Linked DNA regions of Homo sapiens: regions 1, 2, 3 and 5 are each linked to region 4. A link is a loop called in an ENCODE intact Hi-C map of the cell type or tissue named here. Cell type or tissue: heart left ventricle. All regions are shown on one strand. Region 1 has its middle 8.1 kb from the start of PLA2G3. Region 2 overlaps LIMK2 (LIM domain kinase 2). Region 3 overlaps SMTN (smoothelin). Region 4 overlaps MORC2 (MORC family CW-type zinc finger 2). Region 5 has its middle 41 kb from the start of SMTN.

Region 1 (5,000 bases), 200 kb after region 4:
TTTTTTAATTTATTATTATTATACTTTAAGTTTTAGGGTACATGTGCACAATGTACAGGTTAGTTACATATGTATACATGTGCCATGCTGGTGCGCTGCACCCACAGTGACTGCACTATTTTACATTCTTTTTTTTTTTTTTTTTTTTTTTTTTTTGAGACGGAGTCCCGCTGTTTAGCCCAGGCCGGATTGCAGTGGCGCAATCTCGGCTCACTGCAAGCTCCGCCTCCCAGGTTCACGCCATTCTCCTGCCTCAGCCTCCCGAGTAGCTGGGACTACAGGCACCCGCCACCGCGCCCGGCTAATTTTTTGTATTTTTAGTAGAGACGGGGTTTCACCGTGTTAGCCAAGATGGCCTCGATCTCCTGACCTTGTGATCCGCCCGCCTCGGCCTCCCAAAGTGCTGGGATTACAGGCGTGAGCCACCGCGCCCAGCCACTATTTTACATTCTTAACTGCAGTGTATGAAAGTTCTGATTTCACCACATCCTTGCCAACATTAGTTATTGTCTGTCTTTATAGCTGTCCTATTGTGAAGTGGTATCTCATTGTGATTTTGATTTGCATTTCCCTGATGACTAATGATATTGAGCATCTTTTCATGTGCTTATTGGCCATTTATATACATGTTGAGTATCCCTTATCTGAAATGTTTGGGACCAGAAGTGTTCAGATTTGGGTTTTTTTCAGATTTTGGAATATTTGCATTATACTTAACCAGCTGGGCATCTCTAATCAGAAAACCCAAAATCTTAAATGCTCCAACAAGCATTTCTTTTGAGCATCATGTTAGCACTCAAAAACTTTTGGATTTTGGAGCATTTTGGATTTTGTATTTTTGGATTAGGGATGCTCGACCTGTATTTTCTTTGGAGAAATGTGGCTGATGTCATCACTGTAACCTCATGCATTCTGAGCCAGAACTATTCAACTGAGCTACTCTTGAATTCCTAACCTTCAGAAACTGTGAGTTAATAAATGTTTGTTTGAGATGCTAATTTTTTTTAACACAGCAATAGGTAACTAACATAGAAACATTCTATTAAAATCAGGAACACATCATGGGTACCTACTATTAATGCTACTAAAAGTCCCAGCCAATGCAATAAGACAAGAAAAAAATACAAATTGTCAAGTTTGGAAAGGAAGAAACAAAACTGTTATTGTTTGCAGATTAGTCTTCCACCTAAAAACTCCAGGTGTATCTAACACCATTGGTGTAGGGAAGGCAGTATGGTAGGATGGAATAAGCCCAGATCAGACCCAAATTTGAGACCTAGACTTTTTCTCACTTTCTGTGTGATCTCAGCCAAGTCTTTTTGCCTCTTTGGGCCTCATTGGTAAAGCGGAGATAATAACATTTATGCCATGAGGATTAATGTGAGTGTAACTAAAGTGCCTCAGTGACTGACACACAGTAGCCTTTGACAAATGAGATCTTCATTTAAGGAGGGCACTTGAGGGCAGAAGCCAGGCAAGATGGTGGTGTGACTGACCTGATATTCAGTTCACCAGGCTGTAGAATGTGGGCTCCTTGTATGTCCCCAGATGACTCCAGCCTGCTAGTGGGGTTCTAAGAAGCCCAGGAGATCCTTCCCTATACCCTGGGTTCAACCCCTAGCTCCACTTCCCCTCCTGGGCAGCCTTGGGCAAGTCAGTTACTTTGGCTGAATCCCTGTTATACACTCTACTGATTGGGATGCTTATGCCTACTTTTCTTTCTTCCCTGGAGTGCAGTGAAGATCAGAGTTGGGGAAGGAGCTCACTGAGGGGAATGCCTCACAGTAAGCCAGAAACTATAGGGAAATCCAGTAGAAACAAGGGGCAGAATGGGCTGTGAGAGATCTACCTACCTGGACAATGAAGCCCCAAAGGACCTTGGGGTATGGGATAGAATGATGCTGAGTGCAAGATTCACTCCCCTCCTGTTCCAACACCACTTGACATCCTACCATGTCCCAGTACTAGAGTTGTCAGATAAAAAAAAAAAAGTCTAGTTACATTTGAATTTCAGAAAACGATAAATAATTTTTATGTAAGTATATGCCCAAACATTGCAATTATTATTATTTATTTTTATTTTTATTTTTTAGATGGAGTTTGCTCTGTTACCCAGGCTGGAGTGCAGTGGCACAATCTCGGCTCACTGCAATCTCCACCTCCTGGGTTTAAGCGATTGTCTTGCCTCAGCCTCCTGAGTAGCTTGGATTACAGGCTCCCGCCACCACACCCAGCTAATTTTTGTATTTTTCGTAGAGATAGGGTTTCACCATGTTGGCCAGGCTGGTCTTGAACTCCTGACCTCAAGTGATCTGCCTGCCTTGGCCTCCCAAAGTGCTGGGATTACAGGCATGAGCCACTGTGCCTGGCTGCAATTACTTTTTTAGTTATCTGAAATTCTAATTTAACTGCATATCCTGTGTTTTTGTTTACTATATCTGGTAACCCTGCCCAGCAGGAGTGAAGTGAAGACACCCAGGGACTCTTCACCTCATTTCACAATGGAGGCCCTAGGAGGAGATCAGATTTGCCCAAAGCTCTGCGACATATCCACTATTTTGTTCTACACAAGGCCCCTTGGCTGAGGTTTAAACCTGGGCTGTTTGTGTTGGCTCTAACTCAGAGAACTTAGCTCACATCCCTTCCTTCCCTCTTAGGGCTGGCCTGGGCCTTGGGGCCATTGACAGTCTCTGGGAGTCTAACTCACAAGATAGAATGAAGAGGGTGGGTGGACAGGGAGCATTAAAGGAGGATCAAGAGGCTCAGCAGGAGATCTAACTACAGAATGTGGCTCCTGGTAGACTAATAATGCCACTTCTATTTCTACAGCCAAAGACTCAAGTTCTCAAGCAGTTTTTAATCTTTGAATTTGCCCTATGTCAATGGCAGAGGGGAAATGGAGCTAGGGCTAGTCTCTGAGCCTCCTGACACCCAGGGCTCTCCTTGCTGCTCTGGGGTCTGGAGAAAAGGGTTAGGAAAGAGGCCCTCTGATGCCCAGACCAGGGAAATGGAAAGAGGAAGGCTTGTGGAAAAGCAGGGTGGGTCCTGCCCGAAGCCCCTGGAGTTTGGTCCAGCCTCTGCTGTCATCTAGTGGACACCCCATGCCAGTGCCTCCTTGAGACTCCTGAACAAGGCTGTCTGCTCCTTTCCTGGTCGGTTGTGCCTGCTAGCCTAGTCCTTCTTGGCTCTGATTCGCTATATGACCCTGAACAAGCCCTTTTCTTCTCTGGTTCTCAATTTTATCTCTTGGAACAGTGGTTCTCCAAACGGTAGCAGGCCCAATCTTTCTAAAACACAAACATAGCCAGTTCTCTCCACTGTCTACATCTGTCTTCTGACCAGAGAGGCTCATGCTGAAGCCTGGTGGGCACTGCAGGATCTGAGCCCAGCTGACCTCACCTACTCCCCACATCTCTGTTCTAACCACACGGAACTACATTCATATTCTCAATTAACACACTCTCTAAGAGCCTTTGCACATGCTGTTCCCTTTGCCTAAAACACTTTTCCCCCTTCTTTACCTGGCTTGTTCTTACTCATCCTTCAGATGTTGGCTTAGCCATCCTGAAACCACCTTTGCAAAAATTATAACTGAGGAAATCATGACACTGAAAGAAATCAGACCTCACCGACTCCATCTTGCTTCTAACCTTTAAGCTGACCTTGTTCATTCCTGGGCGTAGGCCAAACTAACTTTGGGAAGGAATTCAGTTAATCATTTGACTCTGAAACAAAATTGGTAATAGCCCTTTTCCAAAAAGACCCTTTTCTTGCCTGGTGGGGACCAGTCTGTTTTTGCAAGACTAACAGATTAGCTACAAGATTAGAAATTACAGTTTAGGGTCATGCAGCCTCCGGCTCCAAGAGTCTGAACCTCCCCAAATTGCTCCTGGGGATAACATCAGTATTGTAAAATCTAAGATCAGTGCTTGAGGTATTTTGCAGACCCTGCACTGGATGGATCAGCTGACACTACCCAGACAAGTAATGTGGCTCAACCAGCTCTGCCATCCCACCCAGGAACAGAAGACAGCAAGAAAAACTCCCTTCGACCCCCTATAATTCCATCTCCAACCTGACCAATCAGCACTCCCCACTTCCTAAGCCCCTACAAATTATCTTTAAAAACTCTGATCTCCAAATGCTCTGGAAGACTGATTTGAGTAACAATAAAACTCGGGTCTCCCCCACAGCCGGCTCTACATTAATTACTCTTTCCCCATTCCAATTCCCCTGTCTTGATAAATCGGCTCTGTCTAGGCAGCAGGCAAGGTGAATTTGGTGGGGGGTTACAATCCCATTCAGGAAGCCCCCGCCCCCACCCCCACCCCCAAGTCCCCACACTAGGATGGGCGAGCATACCTTAGGTCTCCACTGAGGACTGGTTGTGGTTTCAGGAGGGCATATGATTCTGGAAGAGGTCAAATGTCAGCCCAGGGGGCTGACGGGTAGCCATGGGCTCAGGGTTCAAAATAACCTGATTTCCCATCCCACTATGCCAAGGTTGGACGCTGCGTATGACTATGAGCCAATGACTCCACCTCTCCAAACCTATTTTACAGATGAACAAATCAGACCATGTCTGCACCCACACTGGTCAACAGAATTCCAATGCTAGCCACAAATGTAATCTGAAATTTTCTAGCCATCGAGAACATAAAAGAAAGAGGTGAAAGTAATTTTAATAAGACATTTTGTGAGCTGGACCTGGTGGTGCACCCCTGGTGGCTGAGGTGGGAGGATCACTTTGAGTCCAGGACTTCAGGCTGCAATGAACTTTGATCAATCCTGCCACTGCACTCCAGTCTGGATGAGAGAGTGAGACCCGGTCTCAAAAAAAAAGATTAATAATACACTTTATGTGATCCGATGTGTAAAATATTATTTCAATATGTAATCACTATTTTTAAATTATTAACAAGCCATTTTACACCCTTTTTTGGTACCAAGTTTTTGATATCCTGTGTGTATTTTATTTACACTTATTGTGCATTTCAATT
Region 2 (5,000 bases), 280 kb after region 4:
AGCCAGCTGAGTACAGCAGATAGGGAAAAGAAGCCAAAAATCTGAAGTAGGGCTGGGGTGAAGGACAGGGAAGGGCTAGAGAGACATTTGGAAAGTGAAACCAGGTGGATATGAGAGGAGAGAGTAGAGGGTCTTGATTTCGGGTCTTTCATGCTTAACCCAAAGCAGGTACTAAAGTATGTGTTGATTGAATGTCTTTGGGTTTCTCAAGACTGGAGAAAGCAGGGCAAGCTCTGGAGGGTATGGCAATAACAAGTTATCTTGAATATCCTCATGGTGGAAAGTCCTGATCCTGTTTGAATTTTGGAAATAGAAATCATTCAGAGCCAAGAGATTGAATTGTTGAGTAAGTGGGTGGTCAGGTTACAGACTTAATTTTGGGTTAAAAAGTAAAAACAAGAAACAAGGTGTGGCTCTAAAATAATGAGATGTGCTGGGGGTGGGGCATGGCAGCTCATAAACTGACCCTGAAAGCTCTTACATGTAAGAGTTCCAAAAATATTTCCAAAACTTGGAAGATTCATTTGGATGTTTGTGTTCATTAAAATCTCTCACTAATTCATTGTCTTGTCCACTGTCCGTAACCCAACCTGGGATTGGTTTGAGTGAGTCTCTCAGACTTTCTGCCTTGGAGTTTGTGAGAGAGATGGCATACTCTGTGACCACTGTCACCCTAAAACCAAAAAGGCCCCTCTTGACAAGGAGTCTGAGGATTTTAGACCCAGGAAGAATGAGTGATGGGCATATATATATCCTATTACTGAGGCATGAGAAGAGTGGAATGGGTGGGTTGAGGTGGTGTTTTAAGGCCTCTTGCCAGCTTGTTTAACTCTTCTCTGGGGAACGAGGGGGACAACTGTGTACATTGGCTGCTCCAGAATGATGTTGAGCAATCTTGAAGTGCCAGGAGCTGTGCTTTGTCTATTCATGGCCCCTGTGCCTGTGAAACAGGGTTCGGTGACTGTCACTGTGCCTGTGGCAGTCTGTAGTTACCCAGAGAGAACAAAGCTGCATACACAGAGCGCACAAGGGAGTCTTGTAACAACCTTGTCCTGCTTTCTAGGGCTGAGTCAGGTACCACAGCTTGATCTCAGCTGTCCTCTTTATTTCAAGAAGTTGACATCTGAGCCATACCAGGAGTATTGTATTTTGTTTGAGGCCTCTCTTTTTGGAGGAACATGGACCGACTCTGTGCTTTTGTCTATGCTGGTCTCTGAGCTCACACAACCCTTCACCCTCCTTTCTCAGCCAGTGATAGGTAAGTCTTCCCTATCTTGCAAGGCTCAGCTCAAGTGTCAGCTTCCTCTACAAAGACTTTCCTGGTTCCCCTCATTGGAGTGAACAAGAGTTGACATGGTAGAATGGAAAGAGCAGAAGCTTTAGAATGAGCCAGACCTGAGTATGAATGCTAGATCCACCACTTAGCTAGTCAACCCTGCCCCCTGCCTCAAGTTTTAATTTTCCTATCCATTAAGTGAATATAATAATACCTGTGTCACAGGATTATTTTGAGAATTAAATGAGATTAGGTCTATGAAAGCACCTAGCAGAGTTCTTGGCATATAGGAGGCATTCATTAAATATTTGTTCTTCCCCTTTTATACCCATTACTTTTCTTTTTCTGAACTAAAATAATACTTGGTTCTATCTCTGAAATAACATCCAAGTGAAAAATCAACAACATGAAAGAGCAGTTCTTTTCCAGTGGATTTGCTTCTTAAGGAGCAGAGATTATGTAATCTAACAGCCTCCAACATACAAAGAGCTTTGTATCTAGAACAGGGGTCCCCAGCCCCTGGACCGCCAACTGGTACGGGTCTGTAGCCTGTTAGGAACCAGGCTGCACAGCAGGAGGTGAGCGGCGGGCCAGTGAGCATTGCTGCCTGAGCTCTGCCTCCTGTCAGATCAGTGGTGGCATTAGATTCTCATAGGAGTGTGAACCCTATTGTGAACTGCACATGCAAGGGATCTGGGTTGCATGCTCCTTATGAGAATCTCACTAATGGCTGATGATCTGAGTTGGAACAGTTTGATACCAAAACCATCCCCCCGCCCCCCAACCCCCAGCCTAGGGTCCGTGGAAAAATTGGCCCCTGGTGCCAAAAAGGTTGAGGACTGCTGATCTAGAGGACCAATTTATTCAATGTTGGTTGAGTAAATGAGCTCTTGGATTAGGTGATGGAAAAATCTGAAAAAACAGGGCTTTTGAGGAATAGGAAAAGGCAGTAACATGTTTAACCCAGAGAGAAGTTTCTGGCTGTTGGCTGGGAATAGTCATAGGAAGGGCTGACACTGAAAAGAAGGAGATTGTGTTCGTTTCTTCTTCTCAGAGCTATAAGCAAAGGCTGAAAGTTCTAGAAAAAGGCAAGTTTTGTTTCAGTAGAAAAAAGGATAATCAGAACCATTTTTAGAAAATGGAATGAGACTACTTTTGAGGCCATGAGTTCCTTGTCCCTGGAGAGATGAGCAGAGGTTGGACAAGTGCTTACCAGAGATCTTGTGGAGGCAGAAACTGTGCATCTAGCAGAGCATTGGCCTAACCCTTTCAAATGAGATGCTGTTAACTCAGTCTTATTCTACATGGTAGGAATCCTGTCCCTTTGCCTCCTGCTACTTTGGGCCTCTCAACCTCTTGGTTTTGTGTGCAGGTGAAGATGTCTGGAGGTGTCCAGGCTGTGGGGACCACATTGCTCCAAGCCAGATATGGTACAGGACTGTCAACGAAACCTGGCACGGCTCTTGCTTCCGGTAGGTGGGCCTATCCTCCCATCTTTACCAGTGTACTATGGGCCAAGCACTATTTCATGTTCTGATGGAAAACACAGAAACAAGCTTCTGAGTTGAGAATTTCAATCTTAGGGTGGGGAAAGGAATGTACCAAGGAAGAGCTCATGACCAAACCTCAAGTGTGGCCCCCCTGAACCCAGGTTAAATTGGAAGAGCCATAAATGGGCCAGCTGGAGGCAGGGTGGGGGGATGAGAGGAGCCCTTTCCAGGGTTGTCCCATATCCCTCACTTTATGGGTGAGGAAACTGAGGCCCAGGAAGAGTGACTTTCCTGTGGCTGCACTACAGATTATGCAGGTACTTCAAGAGTTGTTTGTATTCTTATTTTATTTTATTTTATTTTATTTTATTTTATTTTATTTTATGAGAGGGATTCTTGCTGTTGCCCAGGCTGGAGTGCAGTGGTGCAATCTCGGCTCACTGCAATCTCTGCCTGCTGGGTTCAAGTGATTTTTCTGCCTTAGCTTCCTGAGTAGCTGAGATGACAGGCACCTGCCACCATGCGCAGCTAATTTTTGTATTTTAGTGGAGACGGGGGTTTCAACATGTTGGTCAGGCTGGTCTTGAACTCCTGACCTCAAATGATGCACCCACCTCGACCTCCCAAAGTGCTGGAATCACAGGCGTGAACCACTGTGCCCAGCCAAGAGTTGTTTTTAGTGTGGTTGGCAGAGCCAGCTCTTCCTCACCACAGGTTGCCTCCCTAGGTTCCTACTTTTTGTTACTAGCTTTATTATAGCTACATTATTATTATTATTGTTATTATTATTGAGACAGAGTCTCGCTCTGTCGCCCAGGCTGGTGTACAGTGATGTGATCTTGGCTCACTGCAACCTCTGCCCCCCGAGTTCAAGCAATTCTCCTGCTTCAGCCCCCCTAGTAGGTGGGACTCCAGGCACCTGCCACCACGCCCAGCTAATTTTTGTATTTTTAGTAGAGGCGGGGTTTCACCTTGTTGGCCAGGCTGGTCTCAAACTCCTGACCTCAGGTGATCCGCCTGCCTCGGCCTCCCAAAATGTTGGGATTACAGGCATGAGCCACCGCGCCCTGCCTATAGCTACATTATTTTTGTAGGCAGCTCAGTTTCTTAAAAATTATACAGACTTCAAATCAGATTTGTTCCTGCTGTCTGAGGCTCAGTTTCTTCATCTGGAAAATGGATGGTAATAATCTTGTTGAGATTGAATGAAATAATATATGCAGTGTATCCAGTACATGGTAGACACCCAGTGAATGGTTATTCCTTCCTCCCATCGGATTGGAATTCTCAAGGGTGGGAACTTGTCTTTATATTCTTCACAACGTAAAATAGTTGAAATTTGTTGGTGGAAAGAAGAGCAGTCCACTCCAGAGGCTGGATGGGCATGCCTGGCCCCCAAGGTCTGAAGTGGTAGGGCTGTGCCTATATCCTGAGAATGAGATAGACTAGGCAGGCACCTTGTGCTGTAGATTCCAGCTCCTGCACATAGCTCTTGTTGTAAAACATCCCTGTGCTTATACCAAGTAATTGAGTTGACCTTTAAACACTTGCCTCTTCCCTGGGAACCATATAGGGGATTGGCCTGGAGACGTCTGGCCTCTGGAAGAGTTGGAAAGCAACCATCATTATTATCCTTTCCTTTCAGCTATAACTCAGAGCTCTCAAGTCTTTTCTGTGGATCTTATTGCCTTGGTTCTTGCCCCTTTTACTCCCAGGGAAGTTGATTCTGTCTTTTCTGTTCCATTTAGTATGACAGGAGCAGAGAATGTCAGAGCTGTAAGGGACCTTATAGTTAAAGCCTTTGGCTGGTCCTTTCATTTTATAGCTGGGACTAATAAGTAACGTCAAAACCCAATGAGTTCACAGATTGGGTCTCGCCTTGGCATGTAACCCATATGTTCATATTCTTGCTGTTTTCCTATGTGTATGAATATTTTCTATCCAAAATAAGCAGGACAGGGTAGAGCAAGTTAATCTTTGGAATTTCTGGATTCTCTTAGAGCTAAAAAACTTCAGAACTAGAAGAAACCACCCACTATATGGTATAACCCATTCATATCACAGATGAGGCCTGAAACCAAAAAGACTTGCTCAGGCCATGGATGACAAGAGCTGGCCCTAGCACTGAACTCTTGGGTCATTTGTAGGTCTAGTCAGATGCTAGCTTGTTAGCTCTGTGCGTGCGTGTGTGTGTGTGTGTGTGTGTGTGTGTGAGATAGAGACAGAAAGATAAC
Region 3 (5,000 bases), 160 kb after region 4:
TAGGTCAGAGCTGGGGCCAGAAACTGAGACTCCAAACTCCCCACTTAGTGGCTGTTTTCCTTGCCCCATCACTGTGTTCCCGCCCATTTTGTAGAGAGGATTGAAAATAGAGGCCCAGAAGGAGCAAGGGGATTGGCTGAAGGAATGTGAGTCAGTGACAGGTAGGGGCACACTCAGATGCCCCTCAGGGCCTGGAGCCATTGTGGGGGGCAGTCCACATGTGCACACACACACTCAGAGAAGGAGCACAGATGAGTGGCGGATGGGCTTGGTGCTATCTCCAGATCATATATGGACTTAGGAGCTGCTGCCCAGCAAGCCAGCTTGGAGGGAGAGGGGCCCAGCCCAGCCCTGATCCAGTTGGAAAGTGTGACTCAGCCGTGCTGTTGCTCAAGTTGCCTGGTGTTTGGCCTGTCACTGGGGCAGCCTGAGCCCTGAGCCCTGAGCCCCAGTGTAAACAATGGCTTTATAAGGTCTCCAGGGAAGGGAGTGGGGCGGGAGGGAGCACCAGGTTGGAGAGGGCGGTCGGGATCCCCAGGACGATAGCCACAGCTGGAAGAAGCTTCAGAGAGAGGCTGCCTTTGCATCATGGTACAGCTCGGGAAACAAGCCCAGTCTGGGATAGGGATGACCCTAGGGGCACGTGGCACATCAGCAGCAGACCCAGAACCCTCTCACTCATCCTAAATTCTTGTAAGGTCTCAAATGAGATAGAGAATAACTGTCCTGTTCTAAAGAGGGGGAAACAGTCATAGAAAAGGGCCTTATCTAGCACCCACAACTGGTTAGGGATACAGTCTGGACTAAAACAGAGGTGTTCGGTGTTCTGCCTCCCAGGTTTCTTCTCTGAAGGAGTCCAGGTGAGCTGGGGGTAGGCCCAGCCCTACCACAGTTCTGAGTTTGTCCATAAGGGCACGAGATGGGAGGTGGTCTTGGGTTCTCAGGTGTCTTGAGAATAAGGAGCAATTGTTGCCATTATGCCTTCCCTGCCATAGGAAACTCATTCAGCAACATTGAATGCTTGCTATGTCCCAGGTATGGCAGATAGGAGGGATCAAGGCAGAAGAGGTCTTGCTCTGGGGGTTGAGGGACAGGGGAAAAGGAGCCAGAGAGCAGACTCCAGCTTCAGAGCTCTGGGAGCTGTCAGTTGCTTAATAGGCACAACCCACTCACTCCAGAGTGGGGAAAAGGCTTTGCCAACACCCAGAACTGGGGGCCTGGGTCCCATGCGGCCTAGCCTGCACTTACTAAGCCATGGGGCTTGAAACAAATGGCTCCTCTGCTCTGTGACTCAGTTTCCTTATCTGTGAAGGGCAGCTAGCATTCTGAAGGATGGCCAGAAGGGTGGTCCCCCCGAGCATGGCATAGATGGTCCATTGGTATTGGCTGGGATCCTCATCTGCCTCCTCTGCTCTACCCAAGGCAGGTGATAAGGGTTAGAGAACCCCTCTGCTGCCCACACGTTCCCTGGCCTCCATCTCCAGCAGCAGGGTTATCCCCACCCCCTGTCAAAGAATAGGGGTCCCTGGGCCTCTCAACAGGAAGTACCAGATCAGGCAGCTAGCAGACAATCATCGGTGGACCACAGGGCCACTAGAGTGAGACCTATCCATAGATAAAGATTGGCCAGTGATGAAGCCCATCTGGGTGCAAAGGCCGAGCTGAGAGGCTTCTACCAACTGGAGTGTGCCAGTGAGGGTGAGCAGAAGGTGGTCTCCAGGGAGAACATGGGCAGGGTTTGGAGCCAGCACCTCCCCAGGGTTGGAGGAAGCAGACCCAGGACCTGCCTGACTGGGATGGGGCTCTCTTCTGCCATCTCCGCCTCCACCTGCCTAGCTCTGCTCCCCCGCCCCGAGAGATGCCTCCAGGCTTGGGTAGATGAAGCCAGGGGCTTCCTGCCTTCCTGGAAGGCTTTTCCCTGTCTGGAGTTTATGAAAGACCAGCAGGCAATGCGGCAATAAAAAAGACCTTGGGGTAGAGGGGCGCCACGAGAGGCGGGTCTGGCGCTGACATCCAACCCCGTGCCCCCTCCCTGCAGGATGCTGGTGGACTGTGTGCCCCTGGTGGAGGTGGACGACATGATGATCATGGGCAAGAAGCCTGACCCCAAGTGTGTCTTCACCTATGTGCAGTCGCTCTACAACCACCTGCGACGCCACGAACTGCGCCTGCGCGGCAAGAATGTCTAGCCTGCCCGCCCGCATGGCCAGCCAGTGGCAAGCTGCCGCCCCCACTCTCCGGGCACCGTCTCCTGCCTGTGCGTCCGCCCACCGCTGCCCTGTCTGTTGCGACACCCTCCCCCCCACATACACACGCAGCGTTTTGATAAATTATTGGTTTTCAACGATCCTGACTCCTCTCTGCGTCTCCTGGGGGTGGGGAGGGGGTTTGAACCGAAGGCAGCTCCGCAAGGTCTCCAACTCCAGCAGGGATCCTCAGAGGTTCTTCTTCCGACCTCCCACCCCACCCGCCCGCAGCAACGAAGGAGTCGAGCCTCAGTTAAGGCAGGAGGGAATTTAGTGGAGCTGGGGAAGGAAGAAAGTGGGGTTGGGAGAACCTCCCCAACCCCATCCCTGCTGGCCCGGGGACGGGCATCGGCTCTCAGCAAGAGAAGTATTCCCGGGATGCTGAGCGCTTCATTCTGTCTCCAGGACTCAGGCAGGTAGGTCCCAGCTCCGCCGCGCCCCCGGACCTACAGGTCAGCGTGGTCCGAAGTTTCCTCTGGGGGCTTCGCGGGCGCCCACACGTACTCGGGGGGCACCTGCGCGTCGGGCGCCGCCTTGCGGTAGAAGCCGAGCTCCTGCACTAGCGCATTGATCTCTTCGCGGGTCATTTCACTGAGTGGGATGCGCTGAGGCGGAGGAGGGGCGGGGTCAGCAGGCTGGGCCTCGCCTCTGGCCTCGCCCCCAGCCCACCTCCCACGGCCTCACCTCTAGTTCCTCGTAGCGGCGGCCCAGCAGCACGAGCTCAGGGTCGGCCCCAGGGAGGTGTTTCATCACCAGGTTGTGACTGGAGGTGGTGTTAAGGAGCGGGGTGGTGGGCAGAGGGAGGTGGTGGTTTCCGCAGCCTTACTGATGGGAACAGCATTGCCTCCTTTGCTCAGAGCTTACTCTGTGCCCGGGAGGGGCCAGGGTCTCCGCTTATACGTGAGAAAATTAGGGTTCAAAGAAGTAAAGGGCCCTCCTCTCCATTCTGTGGCAGTCATCACTAGTCAATCTCTCTTGCCCACCCAACATGGAGACCACCTCAGAATCCTCTGGGAGCCACTACCAATCAATTCAACTTGTCAGTTGAAAACCATCTGCCACCCCTTTCTGAAGTTACGTGGAGATTCTCCCAGGTGCCCATCCCATTTCCCCTCCCCCAGAACAGAAGGATACTAGAATGGAATGTCCTGCGTGACGAAAGCCTTCACCTGGGGAGGAACCAGAGCATCAGAGACCATGACCTCAGTCTACTCGAGGTACAGACGAGACACTGAAGCCCAGTGAGGTCATAAAGCAAGTCAGGTGCAGGCTAGACTCTCAGCCTAGGCTAGACTCTCAGCCTAGGGATCCTTCCCCCCTCCCCGCCCCAGTCATTGGGACCATGTTGCCCACTCCCCAAGAGGCTCAGGGGGAACAGAGCTAGGGACCTCTTCCTTCAAACTCACCTCCTTTAGGCGGTTCAGCTGTCATCCCCCGCAGGTCTGGAGGGGGATAAAATGGGATAGGTCAGGAGTCCTTCACGTTTATTCCAGTCACATCCCCAAAGCCATACTTCCTTATCCCTGAGTTGGGTCGGGCTGTGAGTTATCCCCGGATCAGCAGTTCCCAAGGTCTGAAGGAAATGCTGGACCCTTGTGGGCAGAAGGGGGAACTGTGTATACAGGTGGGGAGACTCAGGCCTAGAGACACCAGGGGAAAAGAGCAAGGCCAGAGACCCACAGTGTGCCTGCCAGCCTTGGGGCCTGTACATCCTACTGGCTGTGGACTGACTCCCAATGCCCAGGGGAAATGATCACCCTGCTCCTCTTAAGCAGTAGAGACCTGGGCTTGGCCTTTGATCCCTGAAATCTCACAGTGGAGGCAGAGCAGAAGGAAACACCTCAGAATGGCCCTGGGGGCCCCCATTGGAGACACCTACCATCTGGTCCCTACTCTACACAGGCAGACCTCACCCTGCCTGCCACCTGCGGCCCAGCCCCACAGACCATGTGGTTGCTTCCCTGACATGGGAGGATGGGAGGGCTCCTCCCTGCCTTCCCTGAGGAGATGCCACCATCCAGCAGGAGTCTAGACCCCAGGACCACCCACTCCAGCCCTCCTCCATCCTACCCTCAGCCCTTTTCTTAGAGACAGGGTCTCACTATGTCCCCCAAGCTGGTCTTGAACTCCTGGGCTCAAGCAATCCTCCTGCCTTGGCCTCCCAAAGTGCTGGGATTACAGGCGTGCACCACCGGCACCCAACCATTCTACACCCTTTTGTCAGACAGAGCTGACAAAAAGCTCAGAGGCGGGCTGTGATGGTCAAAGTCACATAGCAAGACAGGGACTCCGAACGGGAATTTCCTGGTTGGGGGAGGATGGGAGGCTGCTGCAGAGTAAATGTTGGCAACCAAGTTCCCAACTCGGTTGCCCCTCCGAGTTGGCCCCCTTCCCCGGATCCTGCATATGGGAGGAGGCACCCAGAAAGTCTTCTTTCCCCCCAGGAGAAGGAAAAGAGACTTTCTGGAGCCTCCAGCCCTGGAACCGGGTCGGGGGGGAATTCCAGGAAAACATGAAGTGATGGGGGATGGGAAGTTGGGACAGGATTGGGAGTCATAGGCCACGAGAAGAGTTAGGAGACTGCGTCAGTGTGTCTGGGTGTCCGCTGTCGGACCGGGTAGGGGGAGCTGGGGAAGGGTTCGGAGTTCCAGGCCCCAAAGTCGGTGTCTCAGGCTTCCACGGTGGATGCTGGGGCCATCTGGGGCTAGGGAACAGGAGGGATGGTCCCGGCGCCAGGGGGAAAGCAGGGAGACT
Region 4 (5,000 bases):
ACCCAATCACCACACAATCGCTACATGGACCTTCTTAAAAGAATCTGATACTGGCACATCCTTGCTTAATAAAGCCCCACACATTCATCAAGGCCCCGAGGTCAAGCCTAACCTGGCCCTCTCTGATCTCCAAAGGCCACCACCTTTCTCCAGGTGGCCCTGCAGCCAAGTCCCCTCCCACAGCCCTCAGGGCCTTAAGCAGGCTGCTTCTACTGACTTCCATACCCTCCTGTCACCATCCTCAGTCCTGTATCAGGAAACATTCCTGAAAACCCCAACCCAGGCTATATTTTCCTATCCTACTTCTCCTAGAAGCCTGCTCTTTCCAGCTGCCACGCTTCTCTCACTCAAGTATGCAGAATGAACTCACATACCACACCAAAAAGGCAGACAAACCCACTGGCTTGCTACGTAATGACGGAAGGCCTACCATTCCCTACCTGAACAAGTTTGCTATGATTAAGGCTCAGATCTAAACAGAACCAGAACAAATTTAATCACAGCTAATCAACACAGATGAATTAAATTGTAAGTCTGAATTCAATTACCTGCTTCTGTGGAAGTTGCGGATTTCTTTCCACAGAACCTCTTAGCCCCCCTTCTTTCAAGCCCTGGCCTCCATGTCTTACATAGGAAAGGAGATAAGAGTCCAGTCTGAGGCTGGGTAGTCCACAGAGCTGCCCTGATCTCCCACAATGAGGGGGCATAGACCTCACCAGAAACAGCTCTGCAGACATCTGAGCCACAAGGAGAATCGGCCAAATGTGTGTTTAGCTTACATAGTCAATTACTAAAATGATTTAAACTCAGAATATTCTGGATTCATTAGTCCTTCCTTCCAGCATAGCAGTAATCACTGGGGCTGTGTAGCAGCCACTCCCAAGACGAGACCCACAGCATCAGCTCTGTTTTCCTGTTCTCCATACACTCACCTGCTTTACTACCTGCCCAGGCTCTCTCTAGGTATCTGAGTCATAGTTTCTGACATAGAGTAACACATTTCTTCAAAAGGAAAATGAGCTCATAGCACATTCCACAAAATCACCACCAAATAGGAAACACCATGATCAGGGAAGCCCAAAATACTCCCCCTGATAAAACAATGTTCCATGGTAACACTCCCCCCAAAATGGAATTCAAGTGGCAGATCTAGAGGAGCTGCAAATCCAACTCTTAATTCCTGCCACTTGACAGTCTCATTCTCGGAAACAGTTGTTCTCTGAAGTGCTCTGAGATTTTGCTTCCTCTCACATTAAAGTTATCTACCTTAACCCCTCAACCAATTCATCCAGCCAGCTAACTGCATAACAATTAGGGGGAATGTGCTCCAATCCTGCAACCCCAAAGAGTCTAGCATTGCAAATAACCTACGAAAACCGCCTGGGCAGACTCAGGAAATGAGGACTGGTGATGCAGACCACGATGATGGGACCTACTTCATCAATGCCTTCTTCCTCATGAAACGTGCGAGACAGGAAGAGGCAGGTCATGGTGTCTTCCTTCTTGGTGAACAGGATAAAATCCTTCCCAATGCGCATTGAGCCCCTGAAAAGGAAACAGAAATGGGTGTTATTCTCCCAGGAGTCAAAAGCTCATCTGCAAAAGAAATCAATCCACTCTGGACATGATTGAAAGTGCCACTGGAGGGCTCTCCTAAAGGCCCCCCCAGGTCCCAGGACTGTGTGCTGAGTTCCACAGCCCTCGTTCCCTCTCCATCCCCCAACACTCCTTCCTCTGCTTTTCCACAGGCCTGTAACTCCTTAGTCTTTACTTACAACGTTCTCAACCACACCATACAGGGTTCTCTCACCACCCTTCTAGGGCGGGCTCACGGCAGACCACCAGCCCCAGGTTAGTCTCACTCCCCCCACAACGCTGAAGAGTAACCCTGCTGTCTTTGAGCTCTTGGTTCATCCCAGACGCATGAGAGGTGCTGTGCCCTCTGACTGTACCACCATCAGACTTTAGTAGCTGGTACCCTCAACACGTCATCTTCCATGCTGACCACCCCCAGTTCCCACCGTGTCCTTCCTCAGCTGACACAAACTCCCCTCCATTGACGAAACGGCAGCAGCACTGTTAAGTGAAAAGCCCAGTGCCTATACTCACAAGCCCGAGAAAACATCAGTATGAACCCAAGGCGCAGTAATACAGAGGGGCTAATAAAATATAATTCTTGACCACAGGATTCAAGGATGCCTGTAATTAGCTCATGTCCAATAACTGGAGCTATCTCCTGTCCCAGAAGTGTTTTGCCACCTCAAGCTCATTATGACACAGGCAGCTCCCTGCTTTTGGATGCAACTGGTTTCTGGGAACTGTGCCTTGAGGCTGATTTCCAAAAGGCAAAAGTCTGAATGGATTCAACTGCTTCCTTCCTCTGTTTGGCCACATTAAGCTGGCTAAGAAGCAGGCAGGGACAGGCCTTTCCAGGCAACGCAGGGCAGGGCAGAAGTGTGAAGCACCAGCAGGGGGACCGCCCTCTGAACAATGGGGCTGTTCAGCTCCTTTCTTCCAGCAGCTTCTGGAGCTTTATGGCTATTATCTCATTAGTCTTTATAACACCCCAGGGAGATGATGGAGGTGGAAAGCCTCATTACTCTCTTCTGTGTACCAATACAAACCAGACTGGCATGCCAAGCACACAAATGAATGTCATGCCCCATTTCCCCAAACACTCAGGAAAACTCCCAGGACACTATTCAAAGATACCCTGGGGGCTGCCAAGTCCTCGTTCTCCTCCTCCAGTACCCAAAGTGCTGGCAATGCTCCTTGCCCTGAAAATTTCACACACCACCTCCTCCTCCTTCCCTAAAGCGTATGGGGAGCAAGTAAGGCACGTTATCTTGCCTTCTGTCAAAGCATGCCCTTGCCCTAATTTGGCAAAAACTCTCACTTTGTGCCTCTATCTTCCTTCTGTCTTTGATTCTGACTTTAGCCTTTGAATAGCAAAAGCCCCAAATATCACTTCTCTAACTGGCTTCCTTGCTTCTCAGCCCTATTCTCCCCACAAATCACCTTCTCCTGAAACTTATTCAACTTCTGAATTGGTTTCAAGATGATTTTACTGTCTACTCTGAACACTAGATGGCTCCATCTCAATGGGACCTTCACAAAAGTCTTCCACTGAAATACGCTAATAACACTCTCAACTTCTATACGCTTTCCTTCCCAGTCTGCTAACCACTTTCAGAGTCACATTTCATTTGCTTCTGAACCTCACTCTATAAATGTCAGAGATTAGAACCCCATTTTCTAGAGTAAGAAACAGACATTCAGGGAGGTGAAATGGCTTGCCTGAGGCCATTAAGAAACAGACATTCAGAGAGGTGAAATGGCTTGCCTGAGGCCACAGAACTGACAGAACCAGGTAGGAGGAGGCTGATCTACAATCTAGATGAAAAGTCAGGGCTTCCCCTGATTCTAGGAGACTTCAGTTTTGGGGGATTTAGATAACCTGCATTAGAATCATATGATTACAGGTGATTCATTTCATCTGTGAAAAACACATTCCTAGCCCCTACCCAGATCCACTGAATCAGGCCAGCAATCTGCCATGGAAACATCAAAGGAGGAGAAATAAAGGCAGAAACCAGGCTCTCACAGCAATGATAGCATGTAATTCTTAACCTACTTGGTATGCATTATCATCTCAATTTACAAAGGAGGAAGCTGAGGCTTAGAGACGTAGTAGCGGAAGTGAGATTTGAACCTTAGCTTGTCATTTAAGTGAAATGCACAGCAGCTCCATTTTGCAGTCAGAAAGACCTGGTTCCTACCCTAGCGCTCTACACATAGGCATTTTTAATGCCTTTGGGAAAGTAACTTCACCCTTATAAACCTCAATTTCTTCATCTGAAAATAATAGTACCTACAACCTCACAGGGCTATCATGAGGATTAAATGAGATTATTCGTGTGCCTGGCACATGGTAAGTGTCTGTTATTACCATTTGGTTCCTGCCCTGAAAGACAAATCACAAAGTCCGGATACCAGGTCCTGATTTCTTCGGAAGTACTCTCTTTCTTCTCCATACACCCAAAGCACAACTGCACACAAGGCCCAACTGATGCTGCTGACTGATCAAACCACCACCCTCCCTCAAACAAAACAACACATTTCCACGACAAGACTGGAAACGTGACTCACAATTCCATTTGCACAAACTCCAATTCCACTAAATCTTATTCCATCCAAAGGTATGTACAGCTGGAAGTGAGCATTTCAGAAATAGAAACCTTTCTCTTGGGGCTTCACTCAAAACCAGAACAACACATTCCAAACACTAACCAACTGGGAACTAAGGCTAAGAAAAAGTCCCATGGGATTTGAAGACATTAGGTAGGTCCCTGCTATAAGGGCCTTGCAGTACATTCAGCATCCTCTGGGACGGAGGGCTCACATCTCTCTTCCTTACCCTGGATCCCCAGTGCCTGGCACAAAGCATGACATGCAGCAGGTGCTCAGGGAACACTGCTGCACAGTAAGGTGACCCCTTCATCATCTCAGATACATCCCAACACCACAAGAGAATCACTCACATCCTTGACTACAGGGTAAAAATAAGAATTTTCAACAGGAGAGGTGCAGTTCTAGAGCACTGTGCCAAGAGAAACGTACAGCCTCTCCTGCCCTGTTTTTGGATGTTCATACTTTTCAATCTGTGGAGTAAATTCAGCTGGGAACAGCTGGTAAGCTACTCCAGAAACCACCACTTTCTGACTTCTTCCAGTTCCAGAATTATAGTCAATAGAGGGACAAGGAGAAGGAAAGTTTTCATCCAAGAGAAGCAGGACAGCATTGCTGGATTTTGTTTGAGCCCTGTGACAAGCTTCTAATATACCTACGATTTTAACCCATTCCCGTACTGCCCAATCTGAGTAGACTCAGGTGTTCGCTTGGCCGACTTCCCAAACTGGATCACACTGGCAGCATCACCTGAAAGGGCAGACACAAGAGAAAGTGAAAAGTTTGCATTTCTTTCCCAGGGTCCTCAAAGT
Region 5 (5,000 bases), 92 kb after region 4:
AGCTGGCCTTGGTCACAGACTTGCCATGGCTCTGTGATTCACCAAAGACACAATTTAGGAGCAAGACAATGTGGTATAGCAGTTACTAGCCCAGCTTCAGAGCAAGACAGGGTGGGTTTTCATCCTGGATCTGCCTACAACCAGCTGTGTGGCCTTGGATGTTTACTAACCCTCTCTGAGCCTGTTTCCCCTGAGGATCTGTGAGATGGAGATAATAATAGTACCCTCTTCATAGGGTTGTGATGCAGATTTAAAAAGTTAGTTGGCCAGGTGCCATGGCTCACACCTGTAATCCTGGTGCTTTGGGAGGCTCAGACAGGAGGTTCACTGGAGCCCAGGAGTTGGAGGCTGCAGTGAGCCATGATCGTGTGACTGCACCCCAACCTGGGTGACACAAGACCCTGTCTCTAAAAATAATAATAATAATAAGACCAGGCGCAATGGCTCATGCCTGTAATCCTAACACTTTGGGAGGCCGAGGTGGGCAGATCACCTGAAGCCAGAAGTTCGAGACCAGCCTGGTCAACATGGTGAAACCCCATCTCTACTAAAAATACAAAATTAGCCAGGCGTGGTGGCACATTCCTCTAATCCCAGCTACTCGGGAGGCTGAGGCAGGAGAATTGCTTAGACCCAGGAGGTGAAGGTTGCAGTGAGCTGAGATCGTGCCACTGCACTCCAGCCTTAGTGACAGAGCGAGACTCTGTCTCAAAAATAATAATAATAATAAATTAAAATTAAAAAATAAAATTAGAGTATGTGAATAATGTTTGGAACAGTGTTGAGAGCATAGTAAGTGCTATATGTAGGGTGACAAATTCATCCCAATTTGCCTGGGTCCTTCCCGGTTTTAGCACAGAAAGTCCTGCATCCCAGGAAGCCCCTCAGTCACATAAAGCAGGACAGTTTGTCATTCTAGCTATATGTGTATGTTTGATGTGTGTTTTTTAAGAGATGGGATCTTGCTCTGTGGCCCAGGCTGGAGTACAGTGCCTCAGTCATAGCTTACTGTAGCCTCAAACTCCTGGGCTCAAGCAATCCTTCCACTTCAGCCTCCCAAGTAGCTGGGACTATAGGTACCATGCCCAGCTAGTTTTTTTAGAGAGAGATGAGGTCTCGCTATGTTGCCCAGGCTGGTCTCAAACCCCTGGCCTCAAGCGATCCTCCTGCCTCACCCTCCGAAAGTGCTGGAATGCTATGCGTTGAGCCACCACACCAGGCCTGATATTTTAAACAAAACTGTCTACATTACTGATCAGTAAATGTCTCTATTAATGTTCAGTTTGATTTTTCATTACTTGGTACTTTTCATGAAGGAAGGATTACTGACCAATTAATCACACAGATGAGAGAGCAGGGAATATCTTTAACCTACTTTCTAATAATGAAGTTGGTCATTTTCTATCCATTCGTGCAAGGAGACACACAGCACCTCTATTTGGAAAACACTTTCTTAGCAGTTGGTTTGTTACTAGATTGCCTCAAACAAGAGAACTCTTGTTTCTTTTTTCAAAAAGTCTACTTTTCAAACAGTTGCCAACTTCAGATGGAATTTTCCTCAGTAAGATTGAATCTTAGGCTTGAAAGAAGTTTAGAAAATGTCTAATCCAACCATGACATTTCCCAGATGGGACAAGTGAGGCCCAGAGAAGGCTACTAATTTTCCTGGAGTTACACAGCAGCAAAAGATGGTTCTAAGACTCAGGGCCAGGGTTTGAACTCCTGGGCCAGGGCTTTTTCAGGGGTTCTCAAACTGTGTTCCACACCCAATGGCAGGTTTCCTAGAGAAGTGGTTAGTGAGGGAACAAGAGGGAAGCTACATCACTGGGCAACCTCTACCCCTCCTCCTTCCATCCCGTAAGCTCCACTTTGACCATTTTGTACATTGACCTTCAACTTAAGGACCCTCTGCAACAGGGTTCATCTCTGGAAAAACTCTTTTTGAAAGCCACTCAGTTATATTGTAGGATTTACACATTTTCCTCCCTGGAAAACTTTTGTTCCCATGGAGAAAACTTAACTTTTTCTTTGAACCACATTCTCCCCCTCTCTAATGGATTTTTACATATTTGGAAAAACAGAGGCATGCATGGGCCTTTTACAAGCCAGCAGTTAAACTGAAAGGCTCGTTCACTTGCAGGAGAGCTGGGTGACTCAGGGCGTCAGTAACAACTGGCCCAGATGTGAAATCTCATGCTCATTGCTTAGAAAAATGTTTAGAAAAATGCTGCTGTTTGGGATCACCGGACGGAAGCTGCAGTGAGGGCCCAGGAGAGCCCCAAGGTCGACAGTTCCGAGGGAACAGGATGGAGGGGGGCGAAGGGTGGTGAGACCGTCCAGAACTCAAGGCTAAGCAGTGCAGGGGGCTGATGGTAAGATACGCCTTTCCCCCAGATGTCTCATTTTAAGCTGAAACAGACAAGATCCAAAGCCAGGAAAATATCCGGGATGGACCCCCAAAGTGGGAGAAAGACAAGAAACACAACAAAGCCAAGTGCGCAGCCTTTGTCCATAGGGATCCTGGGCTCTGCATGGAGTGAGTCTAGGCTTAAAGGAAGGGCCAGGAGGCAGAAGCTGATTCCCCAAAGCAGAAGGGTGAAAGCCTGGACTTGATACTTGATGGAACTGGATTTGAATCCCAATTCAGCAACTCACAAGCTGTGTAACCGTGGGCAAGTTATCCAACCTCTCTGAGCATCCTTTTCTCATTAGCAAAATGTAGACTGTCGTGATGCCTACCTTATAGGGTAGTGAAGGGTTAGAAAATAGAACAGTACTGCGCCTTACAGTGCACCTGTGCCAAGGAAATAGTTGTAGCCACTAATTATTTATTTATTTATTTATTTATTTTTCTTTTTTTTGAGACAGGGTCTCACTCTGTCACCCAGGCTAGAGCACAGTGGTGCCATCACAGCTCACTGCAGCTTCAAACTCCTGGGCTCAAATGATCCTCCCACCTCAGCCTCCTGAGTACCTAGGACAACAGGTGCACCACCATACCCCGCTAATTTTTATTTTTTGTAGAGATGGGAGGGGGTGGGTCTCACTATGTTGCCCAGGCTGGTCTTGAACTCATGGTCTCAAGCAATCTTCCCACTTCACCTCCCAGAGGGTTGAGATTACAAGTGTGATCTACCACGCCCAACCTTCTAGCCATTATTTATTAAGGACCTACTAGGTTCCTAACTGTGTTCACCTGAGCCTGAGTTCCTCCCCACAGGCCTGCTCAGCCTCTGTTTACCAGAGATTCTCCCTGATGCTGAGGGATGTTTAAAGTAGGGCTGACACAATTCTTATGTGGAGCCAAAATAGATTTGGGTCAGAGGACACCCTGGGACACTTGGTCTTTTGACATAGGTGGCTGTGTTTGGCCAGCTGCCAGCACACAGTAGGGGGCTCAAGAAATATGAATGAGTGACTCCATGGAATAAAAGTTAAAGACTGAATGTTGATGAATGTCTCCTTCCGGATGGTGAAAAAAAAAAAACTTCAAGAATTCTTGAACATAATGTTGAAATAAGCCAGATACAAGAGAATTTTCTATGTGGTGGCATTTGTATAAAGTTCTAGGACAGACAAGATGAATCTATGGTGAGAGGAGCCAGAACAGTGGTTGGCTAGGGGCTGGAAAGAACAGAAAAAGTTGTTCCTTGTCTGCCCAATATTTGTTCCCTGCTCTCTTGCCACTAGTGTAGCCACTTCATAAAGTTCTGGTCAAGGAGATGTACGTGGAACTGTTGGGTGACCGTTGGAGAAAGCCTCTTATAAGGGCTGGTTCATACTATTTGCCCCCTTGGTCTTATCTTCTTCCATCCTGCTCTCTGAATATAGATGTGATGGCTGGATCCCTGGCTGCTGCATTGGATCATGAGGACTAGGGCCATAGCCTAAGGTTGGAAGAGCTAGGAACTAGCTCCCTAACAACTCCATGAAGCTATCATACCAGCCCTGAACAGCTCACTGCTCAGCTCTGGACTTCCTTTATATGAGAGAGAGAAATGAATGTCTCTCTTGGGTGAGCCACTACATTAGGCTGGGTTTTGTTTTGTTTTTACATTATTATAAAGGAATAACTGAGACTGGGTAATTTATAAAGAAAAGAGGTTTAATCGGCTCACAGTTCTGCAGGCTGTACAGCATGGCACCAACATCTGCTTAGCTTCTGGTGAGGTCTCAGGAACTTACAATGATGGCAGAAAGCAAAGTGAGAGCAGGCATGCCACATGGCAAGAGAGTGAGCAAAAGAGATGGGGGAGGAAGTGCCACACACTTTTAAGCAAGCAGATCTCACATGAACTCATCACCAAGGGGTTGGGACTAAGCCATGCCAAACAGCACCTCCCACCAGGCCCCACCTCCAACACTGGGGATTACACTTTTTTTTTTTTTTTTTGAGATGGAGTCTCGCTCCGTGGCTCAGGCTGCAGTGCAGTGGCTTGATCTTGGCTCACCGCAACCTCTGCCTCCCGTGTTCAAGCAATTCTCCTGCCTCAGCCTCCTGAGTAGCTGGGATTACAGGCATGTGCCACCACACCTGGCTAATTTTTTTCTTTTTTTTTCTTTTTTTTTTTTTTTAGACGGAGTTTCGCTCTTGTTGCCCAGGCTGGGGTGCAATGGCACGATCTCGGCTTACCGCAACCTCCGCCTCCTGGGTTCAAGTGATTCTCCTGTCTCAGCCTCCCGAGTAGCTGGGATTACAGGTGTGTGCCACCATGCCTGGCTAATTTTGTGTGTGTGTGTGTGTGTGTGTGTGTGTGTGTGTGTTTTAGTAGAGATGAGGTTTCTCCATGTTGGCCAGGCTGGTTTCGAACTCCTGACCTCAGGTCATCCACCTGCCTCGGCCTTCCAAAGTGTTGAGATTACAGGCATGAGCCACTGCTCCCTGCACTTTTTTTTTCTTTTTTTGTATTTTTAATACAGACAGGGTTTCACCATGTTGGCCAGGATGGTCTTGAACTCCTGACCTCAAGGGGGAACTCCTGCCCCTCAAGGGGGAGACC

What was found. Hi-C counts contacts between places; a loop is a spot of excess contacts. Peaks named below come from ENCODE experiments on the same cell type or tissue, not always from the same donor. Only the 100,000 strongest peaks of a DNase experiment are listed, where the experiment ranks them.
Region 1: it touches region 4 in a loop (5-fold over the local background); 69 of 110 quality-filtered maps call a loop at or near these places.
Region 2: it touches region 4 in a loop (2.3-fold over the local background); 38 of 110 quality-filtered maps call a loop at or near these places.
Region 3: a loop joins it to region 4, with 3 times the contacts of the local background. A loop is called at or near these places in 6 of 110 quality-filtered maps.
Region 5: it touches region 4 in a loop (2.2-fold over the local background); 7 of 110 quality-filtered maps call a loop at or near these places.

The regions. Positions count from the first base shown.
Region 1 is chr22:31,146,097-31,151,096 of GRCh38, forward strand. No RefSeq gene overlaps it. Among named protein-coding and RNA genes, the nearest start is that of PLA2G3, 8.1 kb to the left of the region's middle. RefSeq lists a silencer at 1,778-1,956. In heart left ventricle, a CTCF peak has its summit at 3,086 (motif pointing left); a DNase peak (open chromatin) is centred at 3,075; H3K27ac peaks cover 966 bases.
Region 2 is chr22:31,223,072-31,228,071 of GRCh38, forward strand. LIMK2 (LIM domain kinase 2) reads left to right here. Exons shown (of 16, transcript NM_005569.4): 2 at 2,649-2,748. Among named protein-coding and RNA genes, the nearest start is that of LIMK2, 13 kb to the left of the region's middle. In heart left ventricle, no CTCF peak of the experiment used is centred here; no DNase peak of the experiment used is centred here.
Region 3 is chr22:31,102,278-31,107,277 of GRCh38, forward strand. It overlaps SMTN (smoothelin), which reads left to right. Exons shown (of 21, transcript NM_134269.3): 21 at 2,039-2,347. It overlaps SELENOM (selenoprotein M), which reads right to left. Exons shown (of 5, transcript NM_080430.4): 2 at 3,653-3,688; 3 at 3,381-3,415; 4 at 2,931-3,009; 5 at 2,500-2,851. The coding sequence ends at 2,693. Among named protein-coding and RNA genes, the nearest start is that of SELENOM, 2.8 kb to the right of the region's middle. RefSeq lists enhancers at 1,525-2,475, 3,975-4,747. In heart left ventricle, a CTCF peak has its summit at 2,789 (motif pointing left); DNase peaks (open chromatin) are centred at 374, 2,204 and 2,754; H3K4me3 peaks cover 1,615 bases; H3K27ac peaks cover 2,686 bases.
Region 4 is chr22:30,944,905-30,949,904 of GRCh38, forward strand. It overlaps MORC2 (MORC family CW-type zinc finger 2), which reads right to left. Exons shown (of 26, transcript NM_001303256.3): 5 at 4,848-4,938; 6 at 1,437-1,545. Among named protein-coding and RNA genes, the nearest start is that of MORC2, 21 kb to the right of the region's middle. In heart left ventricle, a CTCF peak has its summit at 3,083 (motif pointing right); no DNase peak of the experiment used is centred here; H3K27ac peaks cover 1,039 bases.
Region 5 is chr22:31,037,370-31,042,369 of GRCh38, forward strand. No RefSeq gene overlaps it. Among named protein-coding and RNA genes, the nearest start is that of SMTN, 41 kb to the right of the region's middle. In heart left ventricle, no CTCF peak of the experiment used is centred here; a DNase peak (open chromatin) is centred at 2,271; H3K27ac peaks cover 2,762 bases.